Linked DNA regions of Mus musculus: regions 1 and 3 are each linked to region 2. The links are chromatin contacts, found by Hi-C or POLR2A ChIA-PET in ENCODE. All regions are on one chromosome and are shown on one strand. The core of a region is the stretch at or near the end of the contact, and the rest is flanking DNA. Distances in the headings are between cores, read along the strand shown. Region 1 holds the start of Rpl23 (ribosomal protein L23). Region 2 holds the start of Pip4k2b (phosphatidylinositol-5-phosphate 4-kinase, type II, beta). Region 3 holds the start of Pcgf2 (polycomb group ring finger 2).

Evidence for each region. Hi-C counts contacts between places; a loop is a spot of excess contacts on that map. ChIA-PET counts read pairs that join two places held with the same protein, here RNA polymerase II (POLR2A).
Region 1: a loop to region 2 is called in a map of heart, with 4 times the contacts of the local background. The contact joins the promoter of Rpl23 here to the promoter of Pip4k2b in region 2. A Hi-C loop is called at or near these places in 2 of 37 maps with a recorded cell type or tissue (heart and regulatory T cell). POLR2A ChIA-PET finds 5 or more read pairs at or near these places in 4 of 5 experiments (Patski and embryonic stem cell).
Region 3: a loop to region 2 is called in a map of heart, with 5 times the contacts of the local background. The contact joins the promoter of Pcgf2 here to the promoter of Pip4k2b in region 2. A Hi-C loop is called at or near these places in 22 of 37 maps with a recorded cell type or tissue (CH12.LX, T-helper 1 cell, T-helper 17 cell and 8 more). POLR2A ChIA-PET finds 5 or more read pairs at or near these places in 4 of 5 experiments (Patski and embryonic stem cell).

The regions. Positions count from the first base shown.
Region 1 is chr11:97,779,638-97,784,513 of GRCm38, forward strand. It overlaps Rpl23 (ribosomal protein L23), which reads right to left and starts at 2,802. Exons shown (of 5, transcript NM_022891.3): 1 at 2,707-2,802; 2 at 2,169-2,252; 3 at 1,697-1,825. The coding sequence starts at 2,719. It overlaps Snora21 (small nucleolar RNA, H/ACA box 21), which reads right to left and starts at 2,129; the gene lies at 2,002-2,129.
Region 2 is chr11:97,742,829-97,747,608 of GRCm38, forward strand. Pip4k2b (phosphatidylinositol-5-phosphate 4-kinase, type II, beta) reads right to left here and starts at 1,876. Exons shown (of 10, transcript NM_054051.1): 1 at 1,618-1,876. The coding sequence starts at 1,776. Cwc25 (CWC25 spliceosome-associated protein) reads right to left here. Exons shown (of 10, transcript NM_026186.4): 10 at 2,642-4,641. The coding sequence ends at 4,527. Mir8102 (microRNA 8102) reads left to right here and starts at 2,069; the gene lies at 2,069-2,207.
Region 3 is chr11:97,697,892-97,702,366 of GRCm38, forward strand. It overlaps Pcgf2 (polycomb group ring finger 2), which reads right to left and starts at 1,757. Exons shown (of 10, transcript NM_001163308.1): 1 at 1,645-1,757.

The DNA of each region.
Region 1 (4,876 bases), core at 1,552-4,051, 38 kb after region 2:
CGAGACAGTATTTCTCTGCGTATCCCTGGCTGACCTGGAACTCACTTTGTAGACCAGGCTGGCCTCAAACTCAGAAATCCGCCTGCCTCTGCCTCCCAAGTGCTGGGATTAAAGGCGTGCGCCGCCATCACCGGGCTCAAGCAAATAAATCTTAAAAAAAAAATATATATATATATATATATATATATATATATATATATATCAATCTAAAACCTAGTTACTCAGGCAAGCCTTGAACTTACAATCTCCCCACCTAGGTCTCCAGAACAACTGGAGTTAAGTCTAGTACCACCTGGCCTGTTTAAAGGTAGTTAAGAATCAGACTACAGCCTTTAATCCCAGCACTTGGGAGGCAGAGGCAGGTGCATTTCTGAATTCAGGGCCAGCCTGGTCTACAGTGTGAGTTCCAGGTCAGCCAGGGCTACACAGAGAAATCCTGTCTAGAAAAACAAACAAAAAAACCAAAAACACTGACCAAGCCTGTTACCTGACACACACTAAGAATATCCCTCTCCCCACTATTGGAGACAACAGTGTGTGGAGCTGTCATCATACCACAGGGGTAAGGGGACATGCTCTGCTCTTCACTGACAGCTTCCTGAGCCACCAACCAGGCCCTAGAAGTGTTCTGAGAAGAGGATAAGCCCTGGTAGACTCATTTCAGTGTAACCACACTAGGGTAAGTTTGGCTACAATGTCACCGTCCCCTCAAGTATTAAAGTGAAAGACTTTGAACTAAATGCTGAGAGCAAGGTGGCTCCTATGGAAACAAAGTGTTGCTAGGAAGCAACCCCACAGGCCTCACTTGCACTACACCAAAGGACTTCGAGAATATCTCTGGAAAAAGAACAGTGCCTGATAGCACTAGGAAGCTGAGGTGGGTAGGTCTGAGCTCAAGGACAGCCAAGCTTACAGTGAGATCCTGCCAAGAAAGTTCTACAGCTGGAACACTCAAGGCAGAGGAGGTTCTGAGGTCTGTTCATCTACCTGATGAGAACACATTTCAGGGTAGTTAATACACCAATAGTCAGCTCCCAGTACAGTGTCTATCACAAGGCCTCTGGACAATGTGTCTGCTTCCAGGTGTTCGGACAACAACCCACAAAAATACACCCATTTCACATTGTCATCTGCACTGACAGCTAGGGACAGACAACCAACTGAAGATCTTTTCTGGTAAGACTACATAGTCTACTACAGGGGAAGAACTTAGCCAGGTGAGTGGCAGATTACATAGCATGAAAGACGGAAAAGACCCTAATTAGAGAAAAAACAAAGTGTTCCATAAACCGCAGCAGTCAGACATGTGGCCGTGTCTGTAAGCCCAACACTGAGGTCCAGCCTGTGCTACCAAGTCAAGCCTTGTCTCAAACAGGGAGCTGAGGCATTGATCTCAAAGGCTCTCACATGTGTAGCTTCCTTGACAGCCACAGAATTAAGATCCCATCTTCCAACACCCAGAGAACTTCTACCTTCCACTACGACTTAAGGAGCCTCCCAGGGCCGGGCGTGGTGGCGCACGCCTTTAATCCCAGCACTTGGGAGGCAGAGGCAGGCGAGTTCGAGGCCAGCCTGGTCTACAAAGTGAGTTCCAGGACAGCCAGGGCTACACAGAAAAACACTGTCAAAAAAAAAACCAAACAAACAAACCAAAACAAGCAACCAAACAAAAAAACAAGCTCTCCTCCCCGCTCACCCTTTTTCCTTAGTTCTGGTTTGCCTTTCTTAACTGTGGCCATCACCATGTCCCCAACACCAGCAGCAGGAAGTCTGTTCAGCCGTCCCTTGATTCCCTTCACAGAGATGATATACAAGTTTTTAGCTCCTATAGGAAAAAAACAAACAAAAGTAAATTTTGTATGAGACCGGCAGAATTCACAATATAGAGTCAGCAAGGCTATACACCAAGTAACTCAGTCTCAGAAAAGCATGAACACAAACAAACCAAAACAAACCGTTTTCGTAAAACTCATCGGGCTTGTAAGTAATCTTTCAGAAGTGTCTTGTCACAACACCGATTGAAGTTAAACAACACAACACGTTGCCACTTCACCCAAAAGTGGTGTTTTTCACTCTGCCCCTTCTTGACGGCTCAGTGGGTCACTAGCAAAAGGCTCACTGAGTGCTTTTAAAAGGGGACGGTGGCAGGACGCGGCCGAAGGCCTCACCTGTGTTGTCTGCACAGTTGATCACAGCTCCGACCGGAAGACCCAGGGAAATCCGGAATTTCGCCCCGGAGGACCCACCGCGTCCTGCGGGGAGGGAAACAGACAGGACAAGGGTCCACATTCGGTCTCACAGTTCCCAACTATAACCCACCGCACACGCTTCGGCGAGGGCCGGCCGCTCCCCGGCTACCACGCACTTGTCACGGGACCCGGCCGTGCCCATTATTTGCATCCTCCTGCGGAAGAAGGAGACTGCGAGGCTCCAACCTCGTCTGCATTTGCGGGGACCGCAGATATCGCGCAGTCCCGTCGACCCCACGTTCTCCGTTCGGCCCCATGCTCCGCTCCTACACCAGCTCAACACCATTGGCATCGCCCTCTTTCAGGGCTCCCTCTAGGCCTCCGCGGTGCCCCCATCTTCTCTATCTCCGGCCCCGGGACTGTAAACTATCACCGCCGCCGGGGGCCGTCGCCAAGGGATGGGCGGGCCATCCCGCGCGGCAGATGCCAACGGATCCCCAAACTCAAAATTCCTCACCTCGCTTCGACATCTTGAACGCCCGGAAAGGGTCAGAAAGGAAGTTAGTACAGGGGACACTGGGATATGAACGGGAGGCCCCGCCCACTCAGCCACGTGACCGGACCTCGTCCAGCCCGCCTCCCTCCCCGGGTCGCAGCTAGATGACGTAAAAGGCCTGGGCCTCCGCGGGACCGTTCTGCGTGGGAAAGCTGCGCTTAAGATGTGTAGGGGCGAGTAATTTTGGGGCTACACCCAACGCCTCGGAAGTAATTGGCGATATGGACACATTGCCTTTTGGCTTTTTAAAATTTGCTTAACAGCTTCTTTTGAGCTCTGTGGCCAAGCCCCTCTCTGGATAACAGGGATTCGAAAATTATTGCTGCGGGTGTGGTGGTGCTCGCCAATAATCTCGGCATCGTGGGAGCTGAAGCAGGAGAATTGCGGCGATTTCAACATCACCTCAGCTACCCATGAGATCCTTCCTCAAAACAAATAAATACATGAGTAAAATAAATTCTTCTGTAAGGGTTCCTAAAGAACAGACACATGGGGCAAGAGCAAGTTCAGAATGGTTTCATTTGGCTGTGGAACAATTAAGTGGAGCGCTACAGATGAGTCTGTGTGTTTGGTACCATAACATTCTTTCGTCATGAGAGTTAACAATACTCTATTAGTGACATTCACACAGCCGCTCGGACTACAACTCAGTACCTTATTATTAATTATTCTTAGACTTAGCCCACAGCTAACCGTGACCGATTGATTGGCTTTGTTGCTTCTTAAAGATGTGCAAAATTTCGTAAAGCTTAAATATAGGATAGTTTATGCTTGCTTATAATCAAGATGGACAGGTTTTGTTTTGTTTTGTTTTGTTTTGTTTTGTTTTGTTTGGGGGGACAGGGTTTCTCTGTATAGCTCTGGCTGTCCTGGAACCCACTCTGTAGACCAGGCTGGCCTCAAACTCAGAAATCCGCCTGCCTGCCTCTGCCTCCCAAGTGCTGGGATTAAAGGCGTGCACCACCACGCCCGACTGGACATGTTTTAATTTATTAATATTAATTTCCCCTTTTACTACCTCAACCTCTCCCTATTTTCCTTACCTTCTGTTGAAACATTCATTCAAATGTGCGTTGAATACTTATATCAGGGCCAGATTCTGTCCAGATTACATGAGGGAATAAAATAGAGCATTATTCTTGCCTTTATGGGTTTTCCTCTGCCAGGGTAGAGGTTGGAGGCAGGTAATAGATACTAAATAATAGGAGTGGGCTGGAGAGATGGTTCAGCAGTTAAGAGCACTGACTGCTCTTCCAGAGGTCCTGAGTTCAATTCCCAGTGACCACATGGTGGCTCACAACCATTTGTAACGGGATCTGATACCCTCTTCTGGTCTGTCTGAAGACAGCTACAGTGTACTCATATAAATAATATAAATAAATCTTTAAAAAAAACCTAAATAATAGGAGTAATTGTGAGAGTTCCAGTATACAGTATATCGTTGTCAAACGGGAAGAAGTATTATGAAGAAAGGACAGTGAGGTATGGAGAGGTGAAGGGACAGGTTGCAATAGAAACATTAGTGCCTGATAGTTTGTCATCTCTCCTATTCAGATGCTATCCCAAGTTCAAGGCCACCCTGAACAATGTAGAGACCCTATCTGAAAATACCAAATACCAAATAGGAAAAATGGCTAGGGGGTGTCTCTCAGTACTGGAATACATGCCTAACATATGCAAGATTTGTTTGTTTGTTTGAGACAGGGTTTCTCTGTGTACCTGGGGCTATCCTAGAACTACCACTGAAGATCAGACTGGCCTCAAACTCAAACATTCACCTGCCTCAGTAAGACCCCCAAAGCTGGGCCTCTGCTCCTGGGATGAACTGGCCAGCACCCTAATGACTCGAGAGAAAACCGTACCTGATGCAAACTGCAAGAGGTTTTATTATCAGCTAGCTGAGGATGAAGTCCCTCTGCAGTGCAGGGCAGGGGAGTTCGACCCCGAGCTATAATGATAGGGGGCTGAGGAGTTGGGAGGAGCTGGGTGGAGTTCTTCTCTGCTGGGTGTCCTTGGTGAAATTTACAAGGCATAAGGAGTGGGGAGTGAGTTCTTTCTGAATTTTTATCTCCATGTCTTTGGCACAGGAAGCCAGACAAGTGCCTGGCTGGGTCTTTTACAATTATCGAAT
Region 2 (4,780 bases), core at 626-3,125:
CGCCACTAACCAACAGAGCCTCTTGGTGCTGGACAAGGAACTGTATCTTCACGGCAAGCATAGGCAAGCTACCCCCGAGCCAAAGGCTCTGTTCGGTCTCCGGAGTGAAATGAAGTTACCCACCTTCAGGCTTTTGCTACAGGATGCTTTCTAGTGAGAGGCCAGATGTCAAACAAAATCAAGGAGTGACTCCCAGAAAGGGATGCAGGGTTCACAATTTGCTGACCCAGTTTCCCTGGGAATGTCAGATGACCCCCGAAGCAAGAGGAGCAAGCTCTGCTCACTGTTGATGTCCAGCTCCTTTAGAGGTCCGGGCATCCCACTTCCCGGCCAGGACACTCATTAAGCCCAGGGATTCCATGGAAAAGGGGAATGTGCCCAAGACTAAGAGGCCTGAGAGGACCTCACAAACACATGCGCTCTTCTCTAAGACGTGGAGATCTACGCTGGTGTAGGTGGCTGTCCCTCAATCTCTAGCCAAAGGACCCTCTAGGTCTTCTACCAAAGCAAGAGAAAATGAAGTCTCCCTGACCCTGGGTCCCTGGGTCATTGTTTGGTCTTGTAGACAATTTCAAGTGTTCAGAAAAGTCATGGAGCCTAAAGAATGAAATCCGAAGGAGACCCGACCCGTTATCCTCCCCCCACCCACCCCCATTCTAAACTTGTGGCTGGTGGAGTCAGCACCTCAGGTCTTTTCACTTCCTCTGTTTGCTCTCAGTGTAGGGACTCACAAAGAAACGGTGAGAAGGCAGAGAGCAAGCCACCGAAAGAGAGCAGATCCCAAACAAACAGCACATAAACAGAGCCAACCAGCTAACGTCGGCCACATCCAACTTCTTGGCAGAGGCTGCTGCACCATCCCAAAGCACCCAGGACCCAAAGGACCACTCATCTGAGACAGTAATCACCATTATCACACCCTGGAAAACCATACGAGAAGTCAATGGCTTTGAAACATCACAGAAGAACGAGGAAGATACATTATTTCCATAACCAAGTCTACACTCCCTCGGGCCTTGTGCTCGCACTTATCCTTCATCCATGGGAACACAAGTCAAGTGTCTGTGGTTTGGAGAAGTCTCTGCTTCTCCAGTTGATACGTCTTCATGAAGAAGAAGAAGAAAAAAAGGAAACCCAGAGAGGATGTCCACAGTCAGGGGTAAGGAGGCCTAGAAGATGGGAAACTTTGAGCAGCCATACCACCCAAAGGACCACAAACAGGAACATTCAGGCAAGCCAGTCCCACTTGCCCTGTCAACTGAGCAATGATGTGGTAGCCAGCTATAAGAGACAAGCGGAATAGCCATGCAACAAACACGCTGAGGGTAGAAGCAGCGTCGTTGCAGCACCCAGGCCTTCCCTCGGAAGCTCCGGGGTTGCACGGAGCCAGCATACGGACACAAGAAGCCAGAGGGGCTGGAGCGAAGGGGAAACGACGACGGCATAGCACGGGGACACCAGGCCTCGCGTGGCGAACGGGGAGTGCACGCCCGGCCGGACAGCGTGCACGGGTGGGCGGGCATGCAAGTGGCTCGGCGGAAGGGTTGCAGGCGTCACCCGCGGGGCGAGCGTGGCGAGGCCGGAGGGAGTGGGGGCGCGCACGGGGAAGCTGGTTACCGTGTGGTTCACCCCCCACATCAGGACGCTGAGAATCGGCTCGCTGGCCCGGAATAGCTTCACTTTCTGGCACACGAAATGCTTCTTCTTGGTCTTGGTTTTGCTGGCGCTGAGCGGCGCCACCGCCACCGCCGTGGTGCTGGTGCAGTTGGACGACATGCCCGGGGCGGCGGCGGCGGCGAAAGGGGGGGCGGCGGAGACAGCGCACCAGCGAGCGGCCCCAGGCCTCCCCCGAACCGATCCCCACCCCCGCTGCCTCACCGAGCCATGGTCGCGCCCGTCCCGTTACCTCCCCACCCCGCCCCGGTGGTTCCGTCCGCCCCACGCCCCGCCCTCGCTGCGCCGGCCCGCCCCGCCCCGCCCCGCCCCGGGGAGCAGGCCAGCCTGATCCTCACCCCGCCCCCGGGCGGCACCGCCCACTGGATCCCGGCTCTCCCCTCCCCGTCGGAATGGTACCGCCCGTCCCCGGGCGCTTGCAGCTGCCCCGCCCACTCCTCCTCTCCCGGCCTGAAGGGAACCCAGCCGGCTTCACGCGGGGGAACGAGGAAGACTGGGGATGGACAGCCTCGAGGCACTCGGCAAGAAGGGCTCCCTACTCGGACACCCTCAAGGCCGGGCTTTGACTTTGCCTCCACATGAAGTACTAAAATGGCGGCAGCGCCGCCGCTTCGGGAGGGGAAGAGGGGCCGGCATGAGAAGAAGCTGGAACATACCATCTCCACCCCGGGGGACAGAGGAGTAACGCGGCAAAGGGGAAAGGAAGTCCTGCCTAGAAAACCAGGGACCGCCCCCTCGCTCCACCCAAGCGTGGATCTTCCCACTCCCCTGGGCCGACGGCTCGCTCCACCCGCAAGGTACGCCCCCTTTCCCGGGGGCCAATCAGAGGAGCAGGCCGGGAATCCTAGGTTTTATGAATGGGCCGCGCGCCCACCCACCTGCCGCCTAGCCTCCTCTATCCCGATGGTCAAGTTTAGACACCACTAGCATCTGTAGACGCGTATTGTAATAATCCTTTCATTCTTGCTCCAAGAAATCTCGAATAAACTGCCCATGGTTTATTATGTAATTCCACTTGGTCGAAGGGTCTCTGTATCCGACACAAATCACAGGTCAACACTTGGGATATCAAGACTCAGTACCAGGCACGTGGTAGATCGCTCTACACAGTTACAAAAATAAATGTAGCCTTTATTACCAAGTAATAAAATAAAAGCCATAATTAACTATAACATAGGGCAGAAGGATGAGATGATTAAATGAATAATGTTATATTGTCTGGGGAGAAACTGAGTTTTAAGAATTACAGTGCCAGCCGGTCGTGGTGGCGCATGCCTTTAATCCCAGCACTTGGGAGGCAGAGGCAGGCAGATTTCTGAGTTCAAGGCCAGCCTGGTCTACAGAGTGAGTTCCAGGACAGCCAGGGCTATCTATACTGAGAAACCCTGTCTCAAAAAGTAACAACAACAATAATTACAGTGACTGGAATTTTAGTGCTTAAATCCAAACATATTTTAGGAGAAATTAGGAACTGGTAGAACAACGAAATGGCTTAATATATGAATTAAGAGCACCTCTGAGGGCCAGATGGTCTGTAATCACAGCTCCAGAGACTAAAACAGGAGATCTACAGTTTAAGGTCAGCTACCGCTAGGGTGAATCTGTCGTCTGTTTAAAAAGCACCTAGAAGTTCCCTGGTCAAACAAATGAGGGCTTCTGGTGAAAGAATAGAGAAAGGAATGGCAGTAAAGACATGGGTGTGGCCCCTTGAGTCTTGTCTTAGATTTTTAGTTATTACAGGATAAAGGCAGCTGGAGGATGGGGATGGCCTAACCGCAGCCAGCACTCAGGAGGCTGAGGCAGGAGAGCCACCATCAGGCTGCCCTGGACCAGCAAGGGCCCTGTATCACAGACAAACCACAAAGCAGCAGTGGCAGGAGCAGCAACTGTGTGTGGTCAGAGGAGCTAAAGTGCAGGGTCACCGTCAGCTCCCCGGTCCAATCAAAGCTAGCCTGAGCTACAAGAGACCCTGCCTCAACAAACAAACAAATAAAAATTAGCCAGAAAGCAAAAAGCTTCCCAAGTATTTTCTTTCAGGAGTCATCGGACAACATGGGTCCTGATTCCTGCCCCACTGGGTGCCCACTGTAGGATGCCGAGGAACAGAGGAGGATATGTATGTCCCTTGGCAGGTGTGTCCTTCCTGAAGCCAGTACATACCTATAAATGTAGCCTAACACATTTGTAGAGGACAAAGTCATGTCCAAATGACAAAGAAGGTCAGTATCCCTCTGTTACCAGTAACTACTGTGTTACTTTTCTGACAAGGTCATCCAACAAAATGTTCTCCCAAGGCTAACTTTTTTAAAGCAAATATAGAACTATACATTTGTATATACACATCACACCATTACAGCGTAAAGCCCGGGTGGGTAGCAGTTCACTTAGGGCTTTTGGTTCTGTTTTCTCTTCCAGCTTCTTCAATTCTTGGCTCTTCCTGATGCTTGGCTATCCTGTCACATAATCTACTAAATAAAGTCAATGTTTGTTTATCCCAGTGAGCACCGTCCATCTGGGTGGCTCTTAAGAGAGGCCTCTGGAAGTCTGATCCATTCATTCAGGTGGGAGGGAAGAGGGATAACAAGCATCCAAGCCGTCCAGTGGCAGCCACTAAAACACAGTCAAACCCCACAGTGCATCCACATCCAGCCAAAGTTCCTGAGGAGCCCCGATTCAGGTCACATCAGTGTTTAACGGATGTGAAGTGTTTCAGGAGTCAGTGGACAAAGGGCACTTGAACAGTGGTGGGTTCTCATCTGTACAGGAAGCCATCTGAACTCTTATAAAGAGAATTTTAAGGAGTCAGTAGCCTCCCTGGAAAATTCAGGCAAAACAGTACAAGAGACTGGTTCTCATCTCCTCATGAAGTTCTTCTCCAGGGCCACCGACGTCCGCTGTAGGGAATGGATGTTGCGCTTCACGCGGTCCTCCAGGGAGGAGGTCGACGCACTCTCCAGCTTCATGCGGCTAGGGAAGGAAAGACAGGGGAGTGGGGAAAAAGGACATTTCAACTGGTCAGCCCTGGCAGAATCAGAAGAAACAGGTTTGCAGCCAGAAAGGAACTGTAGAAATACAAGTTCTTTTCAGCCCACATAGACAATTTTCA
Region 3 (4,475 bases), core at 507-3,006, 45 kb before region 2:
TATAACATGTAACCTCTTCCACTTCAGCCTCTCTCCATTCCCATGGCAACAGCTCCATCAACCACTCAGGGAGTTCCTTTCCCCCTCCCCTGCTCACCTCCCAAGCCTTCAACTTGAACAGGATCAGGCGACGCGACAGCCGGACTGGATCCTGGAGGCTGTTTCCTGCCTTATTCCAAACACAGTTCTAAGTGTGCAAGCCCCAACCTCAAACCAGGGGAACCCCTGGGAAAACCTCTCCACCAAAATGCTACAACAGAGCTGGCTTTATGCTCCTCCGATTACAGTAATAACACCTTGGAGCAGGGATGTGTGTATGTTGGGGGTGGGGGTGGGGTTGTCATGAGTTTCGGGAACAGCACAACTGCAAGAAGTCCAGAGAGGGAGGCCCAAGACTGTGAGAGCCAGCTAAGAGAAGCCCCTCCCTCAGCGAGAGGAAGACCAAAAGAGACTGAGGCAACATGGGGGATGGCGGGAGCTCGGCCGGGGGCTACGAGAGACAAAGACGCAGGGACAGCTCTAGGTAACACCTGTACATACTTAAACATATTTAAATTTACACATACACACACCCTTCTCGATCAAGCAACCACAGCAATTTTGGATAGACCCGGGAAGTGAGGGATGGAAGAGTAGGGGGCTTGCCTAGACGCCCCTGGGAGTCAGGAAGGGCGCGGGGCGTCTGCAGGCTCAGGGTTCCCCGGGTTTCAGAGCTAGCAGCGGCAGAGCTCAAGGAGAAAAGAGTAGCCGCTTCCCTTTTCGCCTCCTGTGGCAGAAGGGCCAGCTCATCAGACCCCTTGGCCACTCATGAAAAGACAGAGCATGCTAAATCTCTCCTCACTCCCGTTCTTTCCCCTCCACCCTTGCTTCCCCGCGAAGCCTAGGTCAAAGGATCAGGCACCCCCAGTGACCGAGTGGCCACTCCTTCCCTCCCTAGAGCCAAAGTTTGGTGGGGCCCCGGGAGGGAGGTAGGGAAAAGCTCAGCCGAGGTGGTTCAGGGAGGGGGCGGGGCGCCTCGCACCGGGACGAAAGGGACCTCTGGGGGAGGTGCCCAAGATCCCGACCCCAGGAGTTAGGGCGCCCTCCCTCGGCCACCAGAAAGCCAAGTCCCCTTCCTCCGGGCCTCAAGTCCTCGCGCGTCTACCACGCTCACTGCCCACTCGGGAGGCGACCCTTGCCCGACTCGAAGGGGCCGAGCCACAGTCTGCTCCAGCTTGTGGAGATCCTCGGGTCGGGGGCGGAGGGGGGGGCGAGACCCACCCTAGCGTATGTCCCCAAAGCCCTCGTGGCCGCCCGGACCCTCCCCCTCGATACCTCGCAAGCAGGGTCTTAGCAGGGGGCTGCTGCACAAAGAGGAGGTGGTCGAGGGAGACTCCAAATCGTTAAGAGGGGGAATCCACTTCGGCCATCTTGGAAGGGAGGAAAGGAAAAAAAAAGAGAGAGAGACCGGGAACGAGAGAAAGAAAGGCGGACCGGGCGAGCTTGGACAGCGGCTGGCGGGGCGGGAAGGGACGCGGGCGGCAGGCCAGGCCGGGGCTCCCGGCTCCCATTGGGGTCTGCGGGGAAAGGTGAACGGGTCCCGGTCGCCAGCCCTAGACGCTTACGAGGTAGCAAGGAGGCAAGCGCGAGTCGGCGTCCGCTTACCTGGCTTCGGGGTCCGGTGGGTCTCGGGGAGGGGGGGATGGGAGGGAGGGAGGGAAGGGAGGGGAGGGGGACCACAGCCCTGTCGCTCGCTCGGTCGGCGGGAGGGGAGAAACCTATGATAAGAAAGGAGTTTGTAAGAGCAGCTTGGGGAGGGGAGGGGACCAGAGGGGAGGGGAGGGGCCGTGGGGGGGGGCAAAATGGCTTTTTTCCTCCAGACAAGAGTAGGTCCCGCCCACTACTCACCCACGTGACCTCATTCCTTCAGGATGTTTGCAGAGAGGGAAAGAGGAGGGGGAGAGGCTAGCTCAGCTGCTCCCCACCGCCTTGCGCTGGGCTTCCCCCAAACCAAGAGGAGACCACCTCTTATCCAAGCAGATCCCTTGAACCCGGAGGAAAGGTCCTATTGTGTTACCTTCAGTCATGAAACCACCACCTCCTCCTAAAATAAGTGTGTTCTCCCCACTTCCACCGACTCTGCGATCCCTACCCTAGCTGGGGAGCTTGGAAAATGGTGAGATGCAGACTGGGCGGAAATGTGTCTCGCGGCACCCGGTGCGTCGCCGCTACCAAAGGGCGCTTGGGCGGGGGACGCGGCGCCGCTGGCCACGCGTCCGAGTGAGGTTCGCTCACTCCAGCTGAATCCCTTGGGATTCCTAAGTGCGTGTGTGATCCCCCCCCGAGCGTGACCTCACCGCCTCCCCACACCGATTCGGGGTCCTCGCACCTCGCGGGAAACGCACGGTGGCCTCGGGGCTTGGCTGTGGCCGAGGCTGGCGCGCTCAGCGTGCTCGGGCGGAGAAGAATGGAACGCAGTCCGGGGCGGGGAGAGCAGCCCGAGACACGAACTCGGGCGCCGAGCCAGAGACACAATAACTAGCCGAATTCGAGAGGCCCCGACGCAATAGGAAGCGAGGAGTCGAGAGAGGACGCGCGCCTTTTCGCCGCCGGTGCGCCTCCCTCGCGGCCGCGGAGGGGCCGGCGAGCGCGAAGGTGGCTGGTGCCAGCCCACTCCGACTGTCGCCCTCGGCTCCACCCAGCGCTCGCTCTCCGGTCCCCAGCGGCTCCGGGCCCCGGGCAGAGTAGGAAGGAGAGCTAGAAGAGACGGCGCCAAGGAAGCGAATCGATTCTGCGTTACCACAAGAACCGTGGACCTCAATAGGTCGCTCGATTTCGCTGATTCGTTACTTATGATTTATTGGGGGGTGGCCACTGTGACTGTCCCTCCAAAGAGCTCGATTATCCGGCCTGAAAAGCCTTTAAGCGCCTGGTGGGTTGGCTCGAGTAAGGAACGAATCTTTGTCGAGCCTGCCTCCTCTCCTTGTTCCAAGCCTAAAGCAGTCCCGAAGTGAGTGCTTTTATACACTGGACCGCTTATCAGGAGCCCTGTGAAGTCTGTCCGCCCAGTGACCCCACCAGCCTCAGCTCTCAGCCTGCAGAGCCGAATGACGGTGTAAAGGAAAGGCAAGAGATTTCCGCTTAGATCGGGTGGTCCAAGTGGGAGCGGAAGAGGCCCCGGGAGGATCGGTCACTTGCTTCCCAATCCCTACATCGGGTACCACGAGCTCACAGGCTACTGTGGAAAGGGGTCTCGAGTTAGACACGCCCACTGTCATCACGGCCCATGTGTCCCAGCATCTTGAACTCTGCTAGAGCAAACACAATTGCTCAACGTGAAGGGTACTGCCTGGCTACCTTTTGTTTATTGGGGTGGGTATCCATTTGCTCCTCAATTATTAAGGTCCAGTTCCAAGGAAACCGCTGGAGAGTAGGGACACACTGAAGACCCACCACCCACTAAGACTCCAATAAATCATCTATGCTGGGATATTGCTAATCCCTGTGGTTCATCGGGAGAGCCGCTGACTTAACTGTCCCAACATCGAAAGTTCTCTGTGCCAACGGCAAGTACTGTTTTAGGCACAGTAGGTAAGCTGGGCTTTGACACCGAGCAGGGCCAGCGAGGGCAATAAGCTGGAAAAGTCCCTTCTCCATGTTTGAAGCGCCAGGTGATCTGCAAACATAGAAGAGGGAGTCCACAAGAGACTTCCTTTGAGCCAAATGTCTAGAGAACGGATGGAAAGAGTCCCTTGCACATCTTCCTCCTGCCCACCTTCTCCAGTGTGCTCAGCGAACATGAAGAGCGCTTATTTTCCACCAAGTCTGTAGCTTACCCTGTCCTCTAGTTGATTGCCACACGTAGTGAGCAGTCAGAAATCAGAGGTTCCCAGAGAACAGGAACCCAGAACATCAAGGCAAGGACCAACGGGCATCTGTTGCCATCGGAAACAAGAGCAAGGAGAAAATCCCTTTTAAATGGTGGCACTAGTTAGAGAGAGTCGTTCCTTCTTGCTTTTGTGTAGCTTTACTTCTGTGTCCCTTACACCTCTCCCTCTTGCAAACGATGCCCTTTGTTGATCTCTGTATTTATTTCCCCATCTTCCGCACTGTCTACTTAGGCCCCCTCATGGTATGCCTTTCTCTGTAGATCACAGCTAGGTTCTTCCTCCTTCCACTCTTTTATCCCTCACTTTGTTCCTGTGGTTTTTTTCCTGACTGTTTCCATCCACCGGGACAGATTTCCTCTTTCAAGTTGCTATCGTCCACTGATGCAGACAATGGGAAGCTGTCCAACCTCCGCAGCAAAATTTATTCTTAATCCAAGGAAAATTGCATTGTTAAACATGGCAGTGAGACAGAAACTTGGCTTTGCCTTTCTGTCATCCTGATTGGGAGAAAGAATAGTGAGAGGTGGTGAGGAGACGTTAGGGATAGATCCATTCACTGACCATAGACGGATTTCTAAATACAGTGACCATCTGGGTTGGTGTATC